Linked DNA regions of Mus musculus: regions 2 and 3 are each linked to region 1. Evidence: chromatin loops called from intact Hi-C (ENCODE). Cell type or tissue: heart. All regions are shown on one strand.

Region 1 (8,000 bases):
TGACACATGAAATTTCATATATGAAATTCAAATTTCAGTGTCCATAAATAAAGTTTGGTAGGAACACAGGCACGTTCATTTATCAAATGTTGCTGATGGAAGCCTTCTCTTGCCAACATATGAATTGAGTAGTTGGAGCTGAGACAGCAGCAATAGTGGAGCCCGAGAACCCAAGGGACTTGCTCTTTTTTTCTTTTTTTTTTTTTTTTCTTTTTCTTTTGAAAGACAGGATCTCATGTAGCCCAAACTGTCTTCCTGGAGCTTACTCTACAGCTCACAGTGGACTGGAAATCCTGATCTTCTTGCCGCCCGCTGTCTGTGTCCCTAAGCCTGGCTTTTGTCGGTGTCTTTACAGAAAAGGTTGTGACCCTGAAACCCTGAGTTCTGACATTTAAAGAACCTTCCCAAGTATCACTGAGACCTAAAGACAGCACTAGCTCCTTACGCACACAGGACAAGAGTGGCTGTCCGGTGGACAAAGATATGGATATCACTGTCAATGGAGTCAGAGGACTTCTAGTATTTTTCTACACCACGTATTGTTCAGACAGGTAATTAATTTGCACATGTACACACATATACACTTCTGGTTTTAAGATTTATTTTAATTTCTCTTGTGTGTGTGTGTGTGTGTGTGTGTGCCTGTGGATATGTACTTGTTCCATGTGTATGTAGGTACGGGGGGGGGGGTGCAGAAGGGATTGTCAGATTTCAGAGTTCTGGGAAATGAACCTAGGTCCTTTTCAAAAGCAACAAATGTTCTTAACTGCTGAGCCATCTCCCCAGCCCCGGCACCTACCCTTTAGTACTAAAGAAAACAAAAGGTATTTGGTGGCTTCCAAAATTTAAATTATATTTAGATTAGGAATGATATTAGAAACAGCAACAGGATCTGATATTTTTATTCTGTGGATCATACCACCATGTAGAACTGTATTCTTTTGTCGCCTATGCATTCATTATGGAGGGAACTGTTTCAGTTTTTGTTTTTGTTTTGAGACAGGGCCTCAAATAACCCAGGCTGGTACTGAGCTTCCTAAGTACCTTGAACTCCTGCTTCACCTCCCAAGTGCTGAGATCTCAAGCGTGTGCCATACTGGGCATTTTGGAACTTCAGCATCAGATAAGGACAACCCCAAAGTCACTTTGTATGGAAAAAATAATAATTATTATTTGTTGGGAGCAGGAAACCAAGAAGGAGGGAGCTCAGCAGAGCTCCAGATATCCAAGAATCCACCAAAGAAACATCTGAGGAGGAAAGAGTACTTTAAAACAAAGAAAAATCCCTTTCTCACTGGACTCAGGGAAGTCCAAGACTCATTTCTTAAAACCTTTACATCTTATCATTCGACTGTTACCCTGGGATTGCCAAATGAAATGCCCAGGGATCAGACCCAGGCAGACAGTGAGGTCAGAAGTTATTCTCTTCTGTGAAGAGTACAAAAGACATTTTGTAAAAGCCAGGCCCAAAGAAGGAAAAGAAAGAAGTCATGCAGAGAGGCAACACATACAGAGACGTGCTTCATGCAAAATTTCAAATGGCTTGGTGACAGCTCTGAGAACCTGTCTGGGGATAATTTTATGGAAAAGCAGTCACAATGATATCAATTAGGAGAGCAAGAAGGATGCCTGCTCTGTCATTTCGGTGGGAGAATGGCTGTTGATTTTCCTTGGCATGCTCCTCACAGGCACTTTGAAGACCTTTCAGCTGAGAAGGGAAATCCACACAGTGACAGGTCCCCCACATGTTTCTCCCAGCGGTTACAACTCCATCTTTCATCCTTTGCTAAGTGGGGCGCTCAGAACATGTGTCAGTGCCGGCTGTGTCTCCTTTGAGGCCCCTTGGGTATCCTCGGGGTATCACTGAGCACAGCCCAGCATCCCCTTTCTTTGGCTTCCGGTTCCTCATCCATACAGTGGGAAGCCTTGCCTTCTCCGTGGAGCTTGGCCAAAAGAAAGCTGAAAAAACAAAACAAAACATACAAAAACCCGGAAAACAAAAAACAAGCAAACAAACAAAAAAACAAAAAACAAAAACACCCAAAGTCTAAAGCACCAATCAGGAAGATTCCGTTAGTCTCTGAGTTACAACTGAAAGGCCAGGTGGGTCAGAAAGTACATCTGTGCGAGAGAGCGAGTCCACAGTCACACAAGGTCACTCAAAATACATTTGCTACCTGGAAGGTAGGGAGTGACTGCGGTCCCCATACAAGCAGACCAAGTGCCTTTTCTAGCTACCAATATCCAAGGAAAACGTGAACAACCTAGAATCAACTGCCGTCTCAAACCAGAGGGGGGCGGGGGGAATGCCCACAACTCAATTAAACTATATCGGCACAATCCCCAAGATAAAACCAGATAGAAAAAAATTAGGGGTGGAGGGACAAATGTAGAATGCCGCATCTGTTTCTCAGGCCCCTCGGTACTAGAAGATCTGGCTGTGGTCTTCACTTTGTGCAGCAGAAGAGGGCAAACCTGCCTGCAAGTTGAAGCTCCCACGGGCAAGAGCAAGTGTCTTCACCGGTAAGTGCTGTTGTGGGCTGGTGGGGGCTAATACGCTATGAATAGAGATGTTTTAAATGTATTAAACATTGCCCCCCTCCTTTTTTTCCCCAAGATTACACTGACAGAGCCTTCCTTAAACATTATTTGAATAAAGCCTCATTACTCACAGTCCAAAGAAGTTCATTAGGAAGAGATGGCTTTGGAAAGGAATCAAGAAGCTTGCCTTTCTTCTCAGCAGTGAATTACATTAGCTACTTCCCAGTTATTTAAACCTTGAAATAAAAGATGTAAACGCCGCAGTGACATCTTAAGATCATTGCGGAGGCCGGTCTTGCATGCACAAAAATGCCCAGCTGGTCTACAGATAAAACAGATTGATAATTAGTTGCAAAATGTAACATTTCATCAAGAATATTTTGAATAATCCAATTTATCTTTGTCAGATATGCAGCACATATTTTTCTGGGGAGCAGCTTTGTTCTTTAACATAATATTATAATTTCAGGCTGCTAATGAAGGCGCCCGCCGGCCGGCCGGGCCTTGATGTGTGGCGTGGCGGGGAGCGCGCCGCGGCCCGGGGACCGGTGCGCCTGAGCTCGCCGCGCCCCGCTGCCGCCACCTGCCCGCCACAGTGTGGGCTGCGAGCTGCGGGCCTCGGGCCGCGGGCGATCAAAGGGCCGGCGGGCAGCGGGGAGGGCGCCCCTGGCGGGCAGAGCGGGCGGCGGCGGGCGGGGGGCTCCACCGACTTGGCTTCTAATTAACCGATGGAAAGGCGCCCTGGCAGCCCGGGTGGTGATCACAGAGGCAGGCATAGTTTGGTGCAAGCTAGCAGGACCCGGGGCTGTCCCTGCTGGGGTCTACTTGAAGAGGGAGGGGCAAGGACAGTTTGCTGATCATAGGACTCTCGGATGCAACTTGCTTCAAAAATACAGCCATCATGAATTCCCAATGCCTGTGACACCTAGGGTCCACATGCTGGTCCAGCCTTTGAGGTGTGGGGCATGGTTCCTGCTTGAAACCCCACATGAGAGAGAGTAACCATGCTCCCTTGTGGAGGCCCAGGCCTGTGCAAGAGGGAGTCTCCCCTTAACTGTGAAAGACCCCCTTGCTATTCTAAAGACCTTGGTTGTAGTGTCCAGAAATGAACTCAGACAGGCCTTTCTCCAGGGATCTTATTTCCCACAATTCCACCCGCGTGGCCAGAGGCCAGGTCTATACTGACTCAATTTGAAAGCCCCATTCCAAAAGATGCTGAAACTGGCAAGGCAGAGCAAACCTTCCTCTTAAGAATGTCCTTACCTATATTTGCTCAAATGGATCCCAGGTACAAACTCTGTGTGCAAAACCTTTATATCTCTTAGAAGTTATCATTTTAACTGCATGTGCAAGCCTGTTGCAGTTGGGCAATATTTTGTATTTTCTGTCTTAACACCAAAAATGAAGTCTCATAGCTCAGAAATTGGTTAATAACCTGTTCTGATACCCAAACTCCCCTGAGCAGTGTGTAATGGGCATTCATTAATGTGGCTCGTCTCTGTCCCCTGTGGTCTTCAGCCAGCCCAGAGGAGACCTGGCCCATGACCTTGGTGTCTTCATGGAGGCTAGAACGGGTGGCAGTGACTAAACCCACGATGTCTCAGGCAGCTCTTAGTTCAGCCAGAAAACCCAGCATGAGCTGAGAAATTCTTCAGATGGAAGCTTGAGTCTGGAAAGGGAGGAGACCTTCACTGTGGTCATAAGTTTTGCTTGTAGGAAAATGTCAAAGACTCAGCCACTAAGGACCTGCAGAATGGGGGAGAGACCTTTAAGGCTGGTCTCCCTTTTCTTTTCTTTTCTTTTGTTGCTTTTGTGTCACAGCAGGGGATTTAAAAGGCTTCTCTGTGGGTGTCCCATCCCGTGTGGAGGAATGTGTCATTCCAGGCTTGTGTGAGAACCAGGTACAGCTCAGAATGTACACAGCTGCCAGGCCCATTGGGATCAGGGAAGAGGGACCACAGAGACCAAGGCTACACATATCCTACAGATTAGAACCCAGCTCGATAAAATCTGTGTGAGTCTCTGCAAGCAAGTAAGCACTTGCCCTTCTCTTTCCCTAGTCTTTGAATGCACTCTGGCATCTCTGTGACCACAGGACCTGATACCCAGGAGAGCCTGATGCTTGTTGCAGGGTGAGTTTGAATAGCCTTATGGGTACTGGGTAAAAATGAGCTTTCATTCTTGAACACACACACACACACATGTTTAGGAAGAAGTTTTGTGTCAGTATGACCCTCCTTTTTAGTAAATGTCTACTATGCCCCTAAATAAAAGGTCTCTTCTATAGATGCCTCCTTGGGACCCCAGTGACTCCCTGTCTCCTGCATCTTACCTTCTTCTTGGGTCCCCCCAAAAAATGAAGTTAGGGTTAGATAAACGAAGCCATGTGCTGTGGTCAGGATATGGTTTGTCCCTGCCAAAATTCACATGGAGGCTTAATTCCCCAGTGTGAGAGCATGAGGCAATGGAGTCTTTAAAACTCATTTGGGTTCATGAATTGAGGAGCCTTCCCTCATGATGGATTAATGATCCTCTCCAGAGATAGGGTTAGTTCTCTCAAGACTGAATAGGAATGGATTGTCATAAAGAGTTTGGCTTCCTCTACTGGCCCTCTTTTTTACTCTCTCTCTCTCTCTCTCTCTCTCTCTCTCTCTGATATACAGATACACATACACACATGCACACACACTCACATACATACTCACACACATATACATACATACACACTCACACATACACACATGCTTACCTACTCACACATACTCTCACATACTCACACATACACACACACATTCACACAGACCTGCACACATATTCCTGCACACTCACACACATCTGCATACACACACACACATACACACACACACACACCATCACCACCACCATCACCACCACCACCACCACCACCACTACCACCACCACCACCACTACCTTTAAACCTCGCTTTCACACAGATGCTGGGATAAGAACCCAAACCTGTACATTAAGCACTTTACTCACAGAGCCATCTCCCCAGCACTGATATTTTTTTAATGTGAGCTAAAATGAAAATATTACTTTTGGAGATCCCAAGAAAGTTTTAGTACAGATCTTGAAAGGTCTAATATGAGAATACTAAATTCTTCCTTAAGGTTAGTAATTGTGTCTGTTTCCCTTTCTAGGCACAAATTTCCTCCAAGACGATGGGATGGCTTGATATACTTCTGTCAGGAGTACCCACAAACCTTTACTGTATAAAAAAATAGTCTCAGGATACCTCCTGCCTAATGTGAGGATGCCTCAAATGCGGCCACTGATGGGCATTCCTCAAACATAAAAAGACGAGCTGGCAGGTGCCTCCAGAGTCCCTGCCTCTGAGTCATCCCCCCCCCCCTTCTCTTAGGATCACACTCCCTTCATGGCAAAGACTGAGAACACTTAAATATGTTGGCGTTGTTTATAAAATTGTCACTCAGTTGGCCAATAACATAGGAGAGGCTGGTGAAGGTCGAAGTTCCTTGAAAAGCTTTGAGAATGTTCAGCACTAGACTCGGTATGAGTGATGATTATGCAGGAAGACTCAAGAAATGCTTTGCATTGCCCTGTTACACAGGCCCCACCCTCCTCTGCACCTGGCCACGGGGCTTCCTGATCCAGAGCGTGGAGCGCGCTCCCCTTCTCGCCCTTCTGGTGAAATCCCATAGAGTTCTCAAGCTCCAGATCAGACTTCTGCACCCCTGGGGTGGCTTCTTCCTCTGCACCCCAAAGCAAGTTACACCAGGGGCTCCCCCTGAGCACAAGCAAACATCAGCTAGGTATCATCTAGGAGGCTGATGTGTGTCCCTCCGTCTCATGAATGAGATGGCTGTGTTTTGTGGAGATGAGGAAATACATCTGTTACGGTGGCCTCCCCGGCACCTGCCAACATCATACACAGGCAGTCCCCAAATTTGCTGGATGGGAAAATACAGAGCGTAAGTGGGGAGAGGAAAGGAGAGAAGAAGGGAATTTGTTTCTGTCTGCCCATCCATCTGTCCGTCTGTCTCTGTACGAGTATGCACATGTACATGCTGGTGTGCACAGAGGCCAGAAGAAGACATTAGATTCCCTGGAGCTGGAGTTCTAGGAAGTTGTGAGCTACCCCATGTGAGTGCAGAAAACTAAACGCTGGTCTTCTACAAGACCGATAAGAGAGCCCTTAACCACTGAGCCCTCTCTCTAGCCCTGGTTCTGTTTGGGTTTTTCAAGACAGGGTTTCTCTGTGTAGCCCTGGCTATCCTGGAATTCACTCTGTAGACCATGCTGGCCTTGAACTCAGAAATCTGCCTGCCTCTGCCTCCCAAGTGCTGGGATTAAAGGCATATACCACCACTGCTCCGCCCTGGTTCTATTTAATTTTTGCAAGTTCATGACTGTGAAGGGCTTTATATTAATTTTTAAGTCTTTAATCTTATTAGAGGCAATTTTTCATAAAATTTATTTATTTATTTATTTGAGTGTGTGGGTGTTTTGCTTACTTGTATGTCTGAGCACCACATGTATGCAGCACCCATGGGTGCCAGAAGAGGATGTCAGAGCCTTTGGGACTGTAGTTACAGGTGGCTATATACTGTCATGAGGGTGCTGGGCAGGGACAAGTATCATTGACCACTGAGCCATCTTCTCTAGTCCCCAAAATTTACTTATAAGATGAAGACATTTTAGATTTCTCTATCCCTTATCCCCAATTACCCAACATTTAAAGCCTAAATCCAAATGTCTAAGCTTGAAACTCTAAGAATGCAGGCCAATAACCCTTCTAGGGACAAGGTAGGAGCTTGGGCAATCTGGGCATAGATAGAACAGTGGGTGTTGTAGGTCGTCTCCAAGTTCAGAAAGGGAGGAGAAGAGGAGAGAGGACAGCATCTCAGTAGGAAGGTTCCTGGGAGAAGGACTAGATCAATATGAGCACTGACACCCCAGGCAGGGACCAGTTACAGGGGCAGAGACAAGCAAGGACTAGCTGGCCAGTACTGACCATGGACATCTGACAAACACACACACACACACACACACACACACACACACACACAGAGAGAGAGAGGCTTCAGGGCTGGCTGCACCCACTAAGCTTCATACTCTGACAACTCTAGGGCTCATCTCCTCCCCCTAGGCTCTCTTCAGCCCCAGTGGAGCTGAGATGCCCTGAATACTTAGCAGAGACACTGTAGACCTAACGGCTTCCATTTCCCATGGCCCTCCAAGGACCTCTGCAGTGAGGGCTTTCTCTCCTCCACACTCCCGTGGTTTTCCTTTCACTGTGCAAACCACAACTGGTGGTTTTCTGTGCCACCCTTCCTTATTTCACTTCCCAGCTCTCCCAATCAACTGTGAATTCAAAATGGGCAGAGCCCATGTGTCTCTTCCCCACCGTTAGCGCACAGTAGGTGGTTAGGAACTGCTATCGGAAGGTACACATGTCTGCTTTACTGGCATCTGGC
Region 2 (8,000 bases), 85 kb before region 1:
ATTGCTCAATTAGCCAACTCAGAACTTTGAGAGTTCAGCCTTCAGTGGAGCCAACACCGTGACTTATGAAAGCCAGGGTTGAGTTTTTATTGGGGTAGAGATTTAACACTCTGACAACGTCCTAGGAAGGTGATGTGCCTCTCTGCCTCCACTGACTGGATCAGATCAATGACAGGATAAAACTCAACCTCTTTGCAATATGTATACCCCAAAATTGGCCTGGAAACTTGTCAGCAACAGATTTGGATGCTCTCAGCCCAAGATGAGTCTTGACTCAAGATTCAGCATTTCTAACCTGGGTAGAATTGATGTTGCTTGTCCTTAAATGTCAGTTTTACATCACACTCCAAATCATGGGTCTCTTGCATCCCAGAGCACCTACACTAAAGCCTTCTTTCAATCACTGTACTATACTAAACTGAACCAATGTGATCTCACAGTTCACAATGCCCAGACATTGTCCAGGGTTATTGTTTAGATTATTTTACTGTTGCACACAGCTGCCTCTTTCTATTCTTGCTTTTGCCCTTCTTGCCACTCAGAACTCCCCCAAGTGCCCTAGCTGTCTCTCTAGATCCTCATGCTGTTTACTAAGCTCACAGTGGGTGCCCTCTAACAACGAGACACAACAGTGTCTCTCCACGTCCCATACATTCCTTATATATAAAAAGCACTAACTGTGCATCACAAGGCCCCTTGGACACAGAATGACCCTCTCTAAGAAAGACTATACTTTGACTCCTTCTTGATTTTTCAAAGTAATATGGTTCAGAATCATCATGGAAAGAAACCTCTGCAATTGTCAGTTAGAGATTTTTCTTTTAAACTGGATTGATTGAGATGAGGAGACACCCCCTAAATATGGAAAGTTCCATTCTATAAGCTGGGCCCTAGACTGACTAAGGAAGGAAAGGAGAACCAAGTAACAGCACTCATGTATTTCTGCTTCCTGATTGAGGATGTGGAGAACCGAGTAACAGCACTCATGTATCTCTGCTTCCTGATTGAGGATGTAACATGAGCTGCCCCATGCCCCTACCACCTTGCATGCCCACTATGATGGGCTGGATTCCGTAGAACTGTGAGCCAAGGTAGACACTTTTTTCCCCTTAAGTTGTTTGTGCAACAAACAGCAAATGAGAAGCCATCATGCCAATAAGGAAATCAATACAACCTACTACCAATGTAGGCCTGAAGATGATGCAGAGGACTGCGTAGAAGACTGCACCGTCTTGCATACTATCTGGGATGTCAGGATCTTTTTGAAGCCTATTTCTTGCCTTCATGTAGATTTTAAAAAGTTGTCTAACTAGCACTCATAAACACCAAGGTATGTAATGCGTGTTCATTGTGCAAACTTTGAAGAGAACTATCAAAGACAACCGAAAAATCATCTGTAATTTCATAATCTTTCTCTTCACCCATATATATCTTGAGACCATGTAGCATGTATGACTTTGTATCTTTTATTTTCACTTGTCATGTGATCAATGTAGTTGTCCCATTGGAAACTCAGTAAATGTCATTTCCAATGGCTAGATAGTACTCTGATGTGGTTATTTGCCTTTTACTGGACATTTGGGTGTCTTTCTTTGACAGAAGGGTGTTCATGCTGGAGTGAACCCCTTTTCCACAGACATTTCTTTACAGTTCCATTCAGCTGACCTGGGTTTTGCTTCCCTTCCTTATTAGACCCTGATCACTTTCCTGGGGTGGCTTCACAGAAGTGAGAGAATGAGGTTCCATGCGTGCATTGTTCTTTAGAAAGTTGGACACAATTTCACATTCTTAACAGCAGCCCATGGAAAGTCTGACTCGGACCCCAGAACTTCAGAGGCACTGAGTTTTATGAGCTTTCATATTTTTAAAAACCATTTCCAAGACAGACACATATTATCCTTGTCAATAGTGATAGAGGTTTACTCTGTCCTTCCACTCTGGGAGAGCTTGTTTCTTCACCGGTGCTGCTGGAAGCAAGGTCTGCGAGCCCACTATGAAGGAGGAAAGAAGAGAAGCCAGCATCTTAGGACTGATTAGTTAGTGCAAAACAGGGGAGAAAATGGTCACAGGTGGGGATGGCAGGTGTGCCAGCCCAGGATACTTGGCAAAATATGACACACATTTGATGATGGGAAGGATAGCTTGCAGGCTCTGACCAGCCCCGTGCAACTCCGTTGTCCCTCCACAGCCCTGGCTTATTTCATTTTCATTTTCTCTGTTTACTTCTTGCTCTCTTCTCTGAAACTTGCATTGGTGACACTGACAGCAGATGCTGTGTGAAATTAGATGCCTGAGTGAGGCTCTAAAATTTCCTCAATAAACAAAGCCAGCAATTAGCTGTTTCAAAACACACCACCACCGTCAGATCTGAAAACAGATGCATGGCACCTTGAAAGGCAGCCGCCATACACAGAACTTTTGGCAAAGAGCCGGAAGCCACTCTCTAACTAGGCAGCAATTCAAAAATGTTATTGTTGTTGTTATTATTATTATTAATTAGTGCATACTAATTGCTTTCTAACTTTCTTTTCTGATTCAAAATTTTAAAATCCTCCTCTCCTCTTCTGGAGCCTCAAGGGAATAACCCTGGCAATCTGATTTTATAAGGAATGGACCAGTGTAGAGAAACACTAAGTATCCCAGCCAGGCTCCACCATGGTCCCCACCACTCCCAAGAGCAACCTCCCTGGTGATGAGTTTTGGGAAGACTTTGGCTTCAGGAAAACTGTTACTATGCCTCTAATACATCAAAGACAACTCAGTTTGCATTTCATCACTATAGAAGGATTAGCAGGCGGATGGCTCAGAAGCTGCAACCCAACTGAGTTGAAAAGCAGATAAACACCACAGGTTAGAACAAGAAGACAGATTGAGCCATCCTGGCTAGGAGAGAGCCTGTGTCCACCCAGAGCACCAGCAGAATATCAATGAAGGCCTGAGCCCAAGGCCTCTGCAGCCCCACCCTCGCCCTGTATCATTCTGACTTAGCTCCTGTCCTAGAAGCCAAAACTCACCAGTGGCAAAAAAAATACAGCATTTGTTTGACTCAGCCTCTCCAGGGTACTCTCTGGAGCTCAAAACAACAAACCTGGCTTAATCCTTCCAAAAAGAATCAGCCTTGAGAGAAAGAGAAGCTTCAAGACAATGACAAAAATAAAAATCAAACATACATGAACGCCAATTACCAAAAACGAACAGCCCAAAAATGCATGCTACACAGTCCTCTCGGGAGCCATCCTCCTGGGTAGGAGGAATTTAAGTCTTTCTCTCCGCTTTATTCAATTTAACTTGCCTTCCAGCTAAGGTCACTACTGGGCATCACTGTTGGACTGAATGAGGTCTGCGGAGGAACATGGTTGAATTGAGTTGAGTTCTGCTTTATTTGAACACAGCGTGTTCAGCTGGGCCTTCACATCTCAAAGACTGCACTGGCTTTCTAAGGTCTCACTGTCAGCATCCATTGGACTACTTAAAAACCAGCCTGTCATAGGAGAAGTCAATTGTGTCAGAAGGTTACATCATTTGACCAGGCTATGGTTTCCCTCAGACCATATCTGTTCCTGTTTGGGGAGGGGGGGGGGGTGGAAATCAGTCAAACTATATCACAAGTGAGCTATAAGACCTGGTATGTGAATGTGGGTGAAAGGGGTGGTCCATCCCTTCCAGAACAGAATCCAGCCACTGCAGAGAAGCAGGAAACATCACTTAGACCACACCTAGAAATGGGAGAGTATGCAGTGCCTGGTACTGTCCAGACCCACACCTATCTTTATTAAAGGAGCTGCTGCACACCATGGCAAGAAAGGATGGTAGAGGAAGAATGTTGGCATGCCAGACAAGTCAAGATCACCAAATGGCCTCACCAGACAGCTCTACAGAAGCAACTAGTCATGACAGACATGGCTTTGGCCCATCACTGTGGTATGTGCTCACTGTCTGAGTGAGAACTGCACCTTTTTCTGCTTAGAAAGGTCTCTGGAAAAAAAAAACTTTCAGAGACTTTTCATCTTTCCTGGGTGATTTCTAACTCATCTGCTGTCTAGCTTTATTAATTATTACTTGAACACTCTCTGCAATATTTTACAATTTGTCATCCCTAGAACTATGCTATTCCTCTTTGACTCACTCTCCATCCTTCTATTAGCAGTCATGCTCTGGTAGATAGCATAGACCACAACGGGCACTCAGAACCCAGAATCAAGCAAGATTCAGACCAAGTTCATGGTGGAGGGAAGTGACCCCGCCAAGAACTAATGATCTGAGACCCAGGCCATATTATCATCCATCTGTGTGTTCTGGTAGTGAAGGATTCTCTGTGAGTTGGTAGAAGTTAATGATGCTTAGGAAGACATGCTTTCACAGGACTGGATTTATGGTACGGTGAGTCACAGGTTTTACAGTGAACCTTGGGAAGAAGTGGTGCACTTCAGCTCATCCTAGTGTGAGCCAGATACTGCCCACTCTCAACCCTTTTCTGCATTCATGTTGCAGAAGGGGATGAACTTGGGTTGGACTAAATCAATGCATGAACCTGCCCTTGGGCTTCCCATGGGATCATTCAATGAGCCATTGAAAGGTGATCCAAGTCACAAGGCAGGTAAAGTCAGATAGAAACAAGCATGGCTCCAGCTCTAGCTTTGCCAGGTCTTCTGGGCTGGTAGACTGTACTGTTGGGGGACCTTATCATACAGATAACAACTTCCTGGTTATGTAAATACCTGCCTCACTATTATCTCCTCAAGGAAAGTGATATTCTGCCTCTGAATTCCTTATTCCTTGTCCATACCTGTTTGTACAGTATCTTTACTACAACACCTGAGTGTGCACCTTATCTCTTGCTAGCACCCTGACTTAATGCCAGTTTAGCCAGCAGTGTCTTAAACATATTCAGTGTAGACTTGATCATATCATCCTAGAAATCTCAAGCCAGAAAGCTCTGTTTCCTGTCCAGAGGGATTGTCCTTGGCCTCGCTGCTTTGACCTGCTCCAGAGATCTGACATTTGCTCCTGGCACACAGGTTCACAGATACCATAGGCCTCATATAATCTTGATATTTATTGTTGTGTTCCACCAAGTCTACATGGAAACGCATGCACCTACTTGCAAAACACCAATGATAAAATAAATGTGAGACAAAGCCAAGTGTTGTCAAGGACACAGAGTACTGGGAATTATTCGCACACTGTATGTTTAGGCAATCACATTGGTAAGAGCTTATGGGTATAGCTTCCAACATTTGTAGGAGACACAATCAACCCGATCCTTTGGCTGTTAAAATCTTCCCTCCTCTTTTTTTGCAATGACCCCTGAGTCTTAGGTGTGAGAGATGTATTATAGATGTACCACTTGGTACTGGGCTCCACAACTCTGCATTTTGTTTTCTATACTGTTCTCTCTCTCTCTCTCTCTCTCTCTCTCTCTCTCTCTCTCTCTCTCTCTCTCTCTCGCTCTCTCTCTCTCTCTCTCCTCCCTCTCCCTCTCCCTCCCTCTCCCTCTCTCTCTCTTCTCCCCCATCCCCCTCTCCCCCTCTCCCTCTCCCCCTCTCCCTCTCCCCCTACCTCTCCCTCTCTCTCTCCCTCTCCCCCTACCTCTCTCTCTCTCTCACACACACACACAAAGAATAGTAAACTTACCTGGATATATAATGACAAACATTTAGAATTAGATAGGGATAATCTGGTCTCATAAATTGGTGGCTATAAGTTCTCTTCCAAAATCCATAACTTTACTACCGCTGGGTAGCTGGCTAGATTTCCAGTACCAAGCATAATTTCCCCCTTGTTAGGCAGGTCTTAAGCCCATTATAGAGCTCTGAGTTACCACCAAGGTATGCATGCCACTGCTGTACCCTTTCTGATACTAAGCAAGTCACTCTTGTGGTTGATAGATGTCATAGCTAGGTAGACTGATGGCTGCTTCCCTCCTTTTGAAGTTTGCCTTCTGGAGTCATAAGAGATAGTACCATGAGAGGTAGTCCTCAGGGAGGAAGCTTTCAAGTCAGTTCCAGCAAAGTGGCCTCTGGACCCAGTATCTGAAGTATATGCTATCTTCAGCCCAAGGGACTTCTACCTCTGTTGGGAAACCAAGGCCAATAGCAATAGCCAGTACTGTTTCAGGAGTCTTTTGGGAAAGCCTGACCAACAATTCAAAGGAAGGATCCTCATATCTGTTTTTGTTAGATCATCTTTGACTCTTGGAAGGAGAATTGTCAACCCAGACAGGAAATTTTCATTTAAGGTATATATGTATATCTATATTTGTCTATACTCAGATTTATGTTTATTATTGATTTTTAATGATTCTTTATGACTTTTTCAACATTCTTGCTGGTTTTTTTTAATTAGAAAATGACTTCCACTTGTGTTTTCCATCAATATGTGCTCAGCACTGAGTCCCACAAGGGACATCAAGGGCCAACTCTACTTCCTGGTTAAAGAATTCAGAGCTAAGGCAGGATGTTCCAGACCTAGGGGTCATTGTTCCCGTTAGCTATCAGTCAAGGAAGTGCTCATTAAGATTAAGCATACACATACTGTTCTAGCCTGCTTTTTGTTTTTCTATAAACACCATAACCAAAAGTCACTTGGAGAGGAAAGGATTTATTTCATCTTAGAGGCTGCAGTCCATCAAGCAGAAACTCAAGACAGGAGCTTAAAGAAGAAACCATGGAGGAATGCTGGCTACTAGCTTGCTACTTCTGGCTTACCCATCTAGATTTCCTATACAGCTCAAGACCAGAGCCTAAGGATGGTACCACCCATAGTGGGCTGGGCACATCAATTAGCAATATGTGGTTTCCAAGCTAATCTGATATAGGCACTTCCTTATTTGAGGGTCCCTCCTCCCAGGGGACTCCAGGTTTGTGTTAAGTTGACAGCTGAAGCTAACAATGACATATATCAATGTGGAGAGCCGCAATAGCTTCCACCATTACAAGATGGCGCCGGCTTCCTCTGCGCCTGCAGGAATTTTCCAGTAAACAAGCATTGTGCGCATGTGTGAAAGAGTATTGGCGCCAAGTCACAGCCCATCCCAGGGCGTGTCAATGGGATCATGAGCAAGCAGCCAATCAGTGCGGTGTGGACACGCCGCTCTAAGGGGTATACAAGCAACGCCTGTTTGGGGCTCTGGGTCTTCCTCTTCATGCTGAAGCTAGCATAATAAAGCATTGCTGCAGAAGGATCCGGTTGTCCGCGTGTGTTCTTGCTGACAAGACGATAGCGTGCGCGGCATATCGATGCAAAGATTATTGTTAATCTGGAAATGTAGTGCTAAGGAGTTGCAGAAAATGCTGGCAGCTGGAGATGGCCTTTGAGAACTTCTGAGTACCTTTGTGCCAATAGTGATCATTTGGTAATGGAAAATGCCTCAGAATAAAAATAATGACCATTACCAAGAGGCACATTTCCCATGTTCTCATGACAATGTCACATTAGAAATTACTGCAAATATATAGCAAAGAGGTAACTTCTGGATGGTCAACTTGCTGAAATTCTGCAGCTGTCTGAAACTGTGTGTGGCTTATAAGAGTCATAGCAAGGCTTTTAATCATTTTCTCATGTTCAGGAAGAAAGCATATTATTTCAATGCTTCTATTCACAGATATTATTATAGAGCAGGAGGGTAGGTGGGTGTGATAGCACATACCTGCAGTCCCCACACTCACAAGACTGACAGAGAAAGATTGTGAGTTTGAAGCTAGCCTGTGCTACAGAGATGTTGCTTCAAAGGAAGAGGGAAAAGGAGAGAGGAAGAGAAAATGAAATAGCCAAAATGAACTCCAAGTAAGAAACAGTTTCCAAGTTATTATTGGGTATTATTTTAACAGTGAACAAAGTTGAACTAAAATGAAATTTCTATGCCCATCTTCCCAGTCAAAAGGTGTGCCCTCAATGGTCACAAACACCAGTAACTCCTCACTCTTCAGTAGGCTCTCTGCCTCCTCTCTTTTCTCAATGGGAACCTTCTTCCTGCCAGCCCCACCTACCTTAGGGGTGCT
Region 3 (8,000 bases), 95 kb before region 1:
TCTTCCTCTTCCCATGCCACCTGTCACTGTGGCTCTCTGTCTCACTCGTTCAACCTCTCTGATTAGCTTGTTCCTCTTCTGCTCTCTCAAGCAAGGCCCTCGTTCTAATATAGCCCCTCTCTCGTGGAAGCTGTGGGATAGCTCAGACCTTTTCTGGTTTTGATACTTTGATCAAGTGCCTTCCTCTTAGGTGTGATTGAAATGAGACCCACAGAGAAGAGACAGGCAGTTTGAGGAAAAAGACATGTTGAACACAGACCCCCTAACTTCTGCTCCATGGAGATCTCTTCCTGAAACTCTTGGCACTTTTTAAAACAAGAGCTGTTTTCTAGGGCTGAAGAAATGGCTTGGTGTTTAAGAGCACTATTGCTCTTGCAGAGGACTTTAGTCTAGTCCCCTGTATCACATCAAATGGCTCTCAACCTGAAGTAGGAGGGCTACCAATTAAAGTCCTGACTATACAATTTAATAAGATCCTATCTCAAAATTTAAAAATTTAAATAATAAAGCTATAGGACGGAGGTAGGCCAGTTGTTTGCCATGTCTGTGGTCCATGATTTAATCCCCAGTGCCATCAAAAAAGTAAAGTCCTGAGTCCAGTTGGCCTTTGATTTCTCTTCTGCTAGATTAAATGTCTATCTTTCAAAGGTTTAGAATCACTGGAGGAATGAAAAATTCCTCAAACTAATTAACATATTTCCATCTCACATCTGAAAGTCAAAAGTCTTAGGCTTCATATAATTAACAGCAGGCTTTAAATATACATTGTAAATTAAAGATAGTCATTCCCAGAGTTCAGGTGTTATAAGGAAAATAAAGACTGTTCAAGAACAATGGCTAAATTACTGTGACGCAGTCTGTCACTGAAAACAATAAAAATTTATTACAAACACAAACCAGAGAAATCAAACAGTACCAGGAAGCCCCAAAATGTCTGTGTGGAAATAGAGTCTCACAGGACCTTGAAGCTGTTTGCTGATCCCACATTCCTGGATTTGGCAAATATATACACCAAAAAAGTCCTTTCCTCTCTCCTCATTCTCAAGGTACCAGAGGGAAGCACCTCTTGGAACTGATCAGACAAGACAATGGGTAGAAAAAGATTCCAGGCACTCAGAAGCTGTGGTCTCAGGAAATCCTTGGTCAGAAGATGATCTCCAGGCTTATGGGGTCTTTTGGTTGGGAGGCTCCAGTTTAAAGGGGTAGATTGAGCTGGGACCTGATGGAACTGAAAGATGGCCCGAACCTTTCCAGAATGTCAAAGAAGTACAGTGCTTTAAGGTAAATGCTCAAAGGTCACCCCTTTGCTATGCGGCAATCCCAGGCACCAGTGACAGATGATCAGACACCTTGAGTGCTAGGGTTAAGAGGTGAAGTACATGCTTGATAATGTGAAGGAGACAGAATATTGCAAGAGACAGTAGGCAGAAGGGGGACTGAAAGAGCATCTAGAAACAAAAATGCAGGAACCGAAAATGTAACACAATAGACACACTTAGCAGTCGGGTGCACACCGAAGAGTCAGTGGATGAGACCAGCAAGTCTGAGTGAGCAAGGAAAAGGACAAGAAACAAGCAGAATACAACTAAGTAAACAATGGTGGGCAGCTCACAGGAGTCAGCTCAGAGCTTGAGTACTCTGGGAAGGCCTCGCACATCTGCTCAGAGTCCCTGAAGCAAATGGAAAACTGTCAAATAGGAAAGATGGGAAGGCATCATGAATAAGGAATTTCAAGACAAAATCAACAGGCCAGTACTAGTTCCCACCGTTGGGAAAGGTCAAGATGGTCCCCACCCCCAACCCCCTAATAAAACAAAAAGCTTCAGCATGCTGTGGGGAAACTGAACGTGATCACAAGGACTCCAAAGGCACTGAAAGATTCTCTCCCTTTGGGGAGGCCTTCAGTGCATGAGTGAATCACTGGGAAAATTACAGAGACTGTAGTGCAATTATGGTTTGAAGTGACCCTCAGGCTCAAGGGTTGAAGACTTAGTCACCCCCTGATGATCCTATGGAACCTGGGAGGTGGGGCCTGGCTGTAGGAAGTAGGCCACAAGGGCCAGTCCTTGGCTACTTCCTGTTGTTCTCTAATTCCCCTCCCTGATAAGAACGAAGGCATTGCCCATTGTCTTCCCAAGAACCATGGAACCAAAATAAATCTCAGCACTGAGAAGACTGACAAGCCGACCCCTAGAGCACGGTGACCAATCAGCCTGGCCTACTTGGTAATTTCCAAGGAAATAAAAACAAGGTGACTCAAAAACAAACAAACAAACAAACAAGGTGAACAGTGCATAAGGAAGAATAGTTGAGGATGACTTCTGGCCTGCATCTGCATTAGCACACGCATGGATGCTCACTGTGTGTGCATCTGTGTATACATGAGTATACGCACAAGAATATCCAGAAAGGAGAGCCTGGAGGGTTTTCTGTGCGAGGTACAGAGCTTTACCCACGCAAGCGGGTAAAATGTAAAGAATTAAATTATTTGTGGCACATGGAGAGGGACCTACTGTTTCTCTTCTCTTATTTGTCACAGTGGATGTGTTTAACTTGTGCAACTCACAGGTGCCTGGGACGAGGACATGAGAAAATAATGGAAATGTCTGATTTCAGACATTTACCCAACATTGAAAATATTGGAGGCTTAATTAATCGCAGCGGTGTCTAGTTACATAAAAACATACGGACAGGGGTGTAAAAATCAGCCCTGAAACAGCTAGCAAGATATATAGTTACCAACCAAACACATTCTTGGGCTCCTCTGGGGTGTCACATCCAAGTGGTTTTTGTATGTTATGTTCAATGTGGAAGGTGTCATGATCCAGAACTCAACTTGGTCATGATCCCATTTTGGCATCTTAAAACATAAATGCTATTATCTAATGTTTTGGCATTGTTAGAATTTTCTACAGTGAGATTTATGGTCTGAAGTAGTATTTTTCATACCAATATCCAAGGCACATGGATATAAGTTGTACTTCATAAGTTACTTGAGCCTTTTCATTTTCTACCTTTTTCTGTTATCATTGGGCTGGAAATCTTTAAAAGTATATATTTTTACAATATTAAAACCTCTCCTTTCCTGTGATGATTGCCCATCAAAAGCCATTTCTAAGGAATAAAGTTTCGGGGTCTGGGGGGGCTGCTCTTTTTGCTGAAGCCTGCAAAATCCCCCTGGGCTTCTCAAATGCACTTCTGGGATTTCCCTACCACTCTTTTTCTTACAGAAACATAATTGGATTCTGATGCCACAGCTTAAAGAAATAATATACCTCAAGTCTACAAGCCTATTGTGCAACCAAAATCTTTATTTCTTTTTATTCTTTTAAGAACAGAATACAGAAAACATTTACTGTATAAGACATAGGAAGATATACACACACAAAAGGTTATATTGGGTATGTTGTTATTTCATGTTTTAAAATGACCTTAGTTGATGTTGTGTCTTGGAATCTCTTCAGGGACCTATGTTCCCCACTATCTGGATTTCACATTCCAGTGCAGTCCCTCACCTGACCCAGGACTGTAGGTGAGGCTTGAGACTTGCTCCTGACCAATCGAGGTTAGAGAAGCAAAGCCTTTTCCTCTTGAAAATGAAGGCCTTGTGTGGACCGCACAGCTCCCTCACTAGGAGATGTTCCCTTCCTGGTTTTGAGTAAGCAAGCTAGATGCTGGGCTACCTCATGGAGAAAAGTGTGAGTCAGGGACCTAGCCTCTAGCCCATAACCAAAGGGAAACTAGGCACCCAGTCCTATAGCTGCAGGGACACAACATTACCCACAAATACATGCTCCCGGGACAGAATCATCCCAGCTAGGCCTTCAGGTGAAAGCATGACTCTGGCACTAATAACACTGAGATTAAGGTTTGCAATAGACACAATTAAGCTGTGCCCAGCCCCCAAGTGACAGAAACTAATATGACAGAAACTGTGCCAAACTATGCAACTCAGTGATTGTCCTGTTTCACCAACCAGTTGATAATGTGCATGCTATTGGCCAAATGTGCCTGCTCTCCAGTGACAGACAACTACTTCACTGCTCCTATCCCTGAGTTCCACCCTAGTCCTTTGGTCCCTCTAACTGTGGCAGACTAAGCCTTACTATTTATGCAACCCTCTAGACTCAGACTGAGTCTGACACTGGTAAGGCTACACACTGTGTGGTGCCCTGTCTGATGAGAATGGTTTCCAGCAATATCTCCCTTCTCTGCAGTTGTCTGTCTATTTAACCACACTGCTACTATACAGGGGACTTCTATGTTTGGGGACACCTCTTCACACACTTCCATCACAGATCCTGTGTGGATTCCATGAGATTTGGGAAATGGCCATCACTGTTCTCATTTTTGACATGAGGGAATTAGCATCTAGGGACTTGCAGGAACCAGAGCTAATCAGTGTCTGGACCAAGAACTTCAGGCTACCTCTCCCCTCCCTGTGATCTGCTTGATTCCCCTTAGTGAGATAGTTTCTGGGAAGCCCAGCTCTGCATAAGCCTTGAGGCTGAAGAAGTTGTCAGTCAGGGACTAAATTGATCATCTGCTCTGTGTCCTCATAAGCACTCTGCACCCCAATCTATGCCTAAGGAGGGAGAGCAGCCAGGGTGTATCAGTTGGCCTCTTTACCCTCTAGCGTCCTATGTAGGTCATCCAATGAGGGGTACTTGCAGGAGAACTAGGGGACCAGAAAGGTTAGAGTGTATGTTTCATGCCTCCACTAGAGGTCTCAGGATGATTTTCCTCCCTGTACCGATAGCCGCAGCTTCACCCAGGCAGCCATATCCAGGATCAGGAGCCACTATCCTGAGCTAATTTAAGCTTATGCAAGTTGTAACCAAAACTTTCAGATCTCCCACTTCCAGATGTGTCAAGCTCAACATCCCCCAAATCTCCTGTATCCTACCAAGCTCTAGATACACAAAAACTCTGCTGGGCCAAACTTGGGGCCCAGCACCCATCCTGACAGCTCTGGAGGCCCACAATGCTGGTCTGGAAACAGCAAGAATCACTTCTTGGGAAGTCTTGGTTGCCATTGAGAGCATCTACCGCCTGCCCTCGTCCAGTCACCATCCATGGTTCTGAAGCTTGGTGCCATCCACCTCCAATACATCTGCATCTTCTCCCAAGAGAACCACAAAATATCAAAGTGGCCTCATGATCTGGTTGTACACGAGGGGCCATCTGCTTCACTCTTACTCTTGGATGACTAACACTGTATCAGTCATGATGATCTGCCTAAGCCCCCTCGTGTAGCTCCCACCCATCCCAGGAAGCAAGTGTAATCTCCACGAAGAACTAGTTGCACAATGATGGCAAAGCAGTATTGAGAATATCGTTAAAGTCAATGGCCCAGTCCATTAGCAGTTTAAACACATCTTACACTCACGTGATGATAGTCAGTGGAATTCTGGTGATGTAGGACAAGTGAGAGCATCTATAAAGTCAGCTAGTACTGCCTCACTTAGCCCCTCTACTGTAACCCGCAAGCTGGGCTGTACCACACAGGTGTCTATATGGATGAACTCCAACAACATGCCACAGCAGGCCACAGCAGCCAAGCCCCGAGCTTGGGCAAGTTCCCCACATATACAGCAGAGATTTTTAAATAAACCCAAGTAGAGTCAACAAATACAGTGATTCCCGCTGCTCTGCGGAGACACCTGTTCTTTCCAGCACAGCTTAGCAAGCCAAGTGCAGATTCTCAGCCAGCATAGGAAGGGATTGAAACTTGACACAATGGATTTACATTTGCTTGGCTCCATCATGAGGCCAAACAGAATCTGACTGGAGGCCCTGTGGTCTCTGGTCCCGGTGGGTTGTGGGGACACAGCCTTACTCACTGAAATTGGCAGGAAAAATGGCAGGCATGAGGACGTGACACCACTGAGTTACTCAGAGAGAGATGAATCACTCCAGATGGTGGAGAATGGCTTTGAGTCTTGACAAATGTGCCTGTTCTTAGAAAGCAATACTCTCTTCCTGTGGTTCCTGACAGTCACAGGCAAGCCTAGAGGGTGCTGACTTCATTCCTCCTAACCTGGATACCATCCTTCCATGATTTCATGACCCACCCCTCAAGAAGGGTGCTGCAGACCCATCCCTCAAGAAGGGGTGTTTCATTCATTTTGAGAAATAGTAAAAGTTCCAGCCCAAACTGAGTATATCAAGCACTGCCAGTTCAAGAATTCCTCACTTTCATGGATTAAAGTACTGCCTTTTCAAGACTAGACTTGGTTCATTACAGCTTACGTTACCCTTAGATGTGTGTGCTGGTTGGTTTGAGCAGACAGTTAACACAATGTAGAATTGCCTGAGAAGGGAGTCTTAACTGAAAGTCTGCCTAGATCAGATTAGTCTGTGAGCATGTCTACAGGAAATTCTTTTGATTGTTAATTGACCCTGCCCTAGAGTGTGAGCAGGCTCAGAAGCGCATAGCCTTGACATCTAAATCTGCCATCTTTGACTCCTTGTCTCCTTCCATTTAACCTTGACACCCTACCCACACCCCCACCCCCAGATGACCCTTAGTGATGCTCTGGTGAACACCTCATCTGGTGACCACACATAGGCACCTTAGCATCTTCCCAGGATTGCTACATTTGAAAATTACCCATTGATGCTCTCATAAGCCATTTGAAGGTTGGCTCTTTGTCATTCCAGACCTGCTCACTTGCTACCAACAGCTTCTTTCCCTAAAGGTTGATATGAAGAAGGCCAAATGAGTTGGTCAAATGTATCCTTAGTATAATAGTTAATCTTCATTGTCAGTTTGACTGGATTTAGAATCACCATGGAGAAACATATCTGGGTTTGTCTGCATGGCCTTCTGAAAGGATTCTCCTGAGGAGGGAAGACCCACCTGAAAGTGGTGACATCTGTCTTCTGGTTGTGTGTCTGCTGTTGTGACAAACTTCCTGACAAAAAGTAACATATTTAAGGAAAGTATTTATTTGTCTTACAATTCCAAGTTTTGGTCCATTGTTTCCATGGAAGCCAAGGCAGAAACTCAAGCCGCTGGTCACATCACACCCTTAGCCAAGAGCAGAGAGCAAATGCATCCTTGCTTACTCTCTGTTTTCTTCTTTCTTATACTTCTCTGGATCCCTTTCCTAGACCAGTCACCATGGTATGAGTTCCTGTACCAAAATCAAGACAGTTTCCCACAGATGTGCCCAAAGGCTAACCTAATCTAAATAGTTTCTAATTAAGACTCTCTTCCCAAATGATTCTTGGTTGTGTCAAGCTGACAATTAAAACTAGCCAGGATGCCCTTCCATGCAATAGGGATCCCTAACTAAATAATAATGAAAGGCAGGAAAGCAAGCTGAGTACCAGCATCCATCTCTCTCTGCTTCTGGCTGTGGATGGAATATGACCAGCTGCCTCATGCTCCTGTGGTCATGGCTCTCCTCCCATGATGGACAGGCCTTTGAACCATAAATCAAAACGAACTCTTTCTTCCCTCCTTAGCTTGCTTTTGTCACAGCAGTGAGGAAAGTATGGTTGGCAGAGGCAAATTCTTCACAGTTAACACACACGTCCCTGTGATGTGTCCTTAGAAGCCATAGCCTTCAGTTAGGTGCTGTCAGCTCTGAGCCAATTTGTGAAACCCTTCTGAGAGTCCAGAAGCACCATCTCTGACTCTGCAGTTGAAAATGCAGTGTGTTTAGGAGTTAGTTTCCCGGCCATGTTTCTTCTGCCTGAGAGTAAGTTATATTTTCTTGTCCATCTCCCCCATACCTAGGCCATGCAGGCATTCAGATGGTATGTTGGAATAAGAGGCCTCAACTTACAAGGTGTTATAGTTTCATGTATTTCAACATTTGGTCCCCAAGTGATGACACTACCTTGATTGGTCATAAATCCTTTTAGAGGCATAGGGGCTGGGGGGGGGGTGTCTTGCTACAGGAAGAGGATCACTGGGAGAGTACCTTGACTTTTATAACCCAGCCCTACTTTCCCTTAACCACTTTCTGCTTTCTGGTCCAAAGAGATTA

The links. Peaks named below come from ENCODE experiments on the same cell type or tissue, not always from the same donor. Only the 100,000 strongest peaks of a DNase experiment are listed, where the experiment ranks them.
Region 2: a loop joins it to region 1, with 2.0 times the contacts of the local background. A loop is called at or near these places in 5 of 42 quality-filtered maps.
Region 3: a loop joins it to region 1, with 2.4 times the contacts of the local background. A loop is called at or near these places in 4 of 42 quality-filtered maps.

Annotation. Positions count from the first base shown.
Region 1 is chr7:135,848,863-135,856,862 of GRCm38, reverse strand. It overlaps 6330420H09Rik (RIKEN cDNA 6330420H09 gene), which reads right to left and starts at 2,744. Exons shown (of 2, transcript NR_166518.1): 1 at 2,673-2,744; 2 at 887-1,959. In heart, a CTCF peak has its summit at 3,246; no DNase peak of the experiment used is centred here; H3K4me3 peaks cover 729 bases; H3K27ac peaks cover 384 bases; H3K27me3 peaks cover 4,983 bases.
Region 2 is chr7:135,933,860-135,941,859 of GRCm38, reverse strand. No RefSeq gene overlaps it. Among named protein-coding and RNA genes, the nearest start is that of 6330420H09Rik, 84 kb to the right of the region's middle. In heart, no CTCF peak of the experiment used is centred here; no DNase peak of the experiment used is centred here.
Region 3 is chr7:135,944,149-135,952,148 of GRCm38, reverse strand. No RefSeq gene overlaps it. Among named protein-coding and RNA genes, the nearest start is that of 6330420H09Rik, 94 kb to the right of the region's middle. In heart, a CTCF peak has its summit at 4,710; no DNase peak of the experiment used is centred here.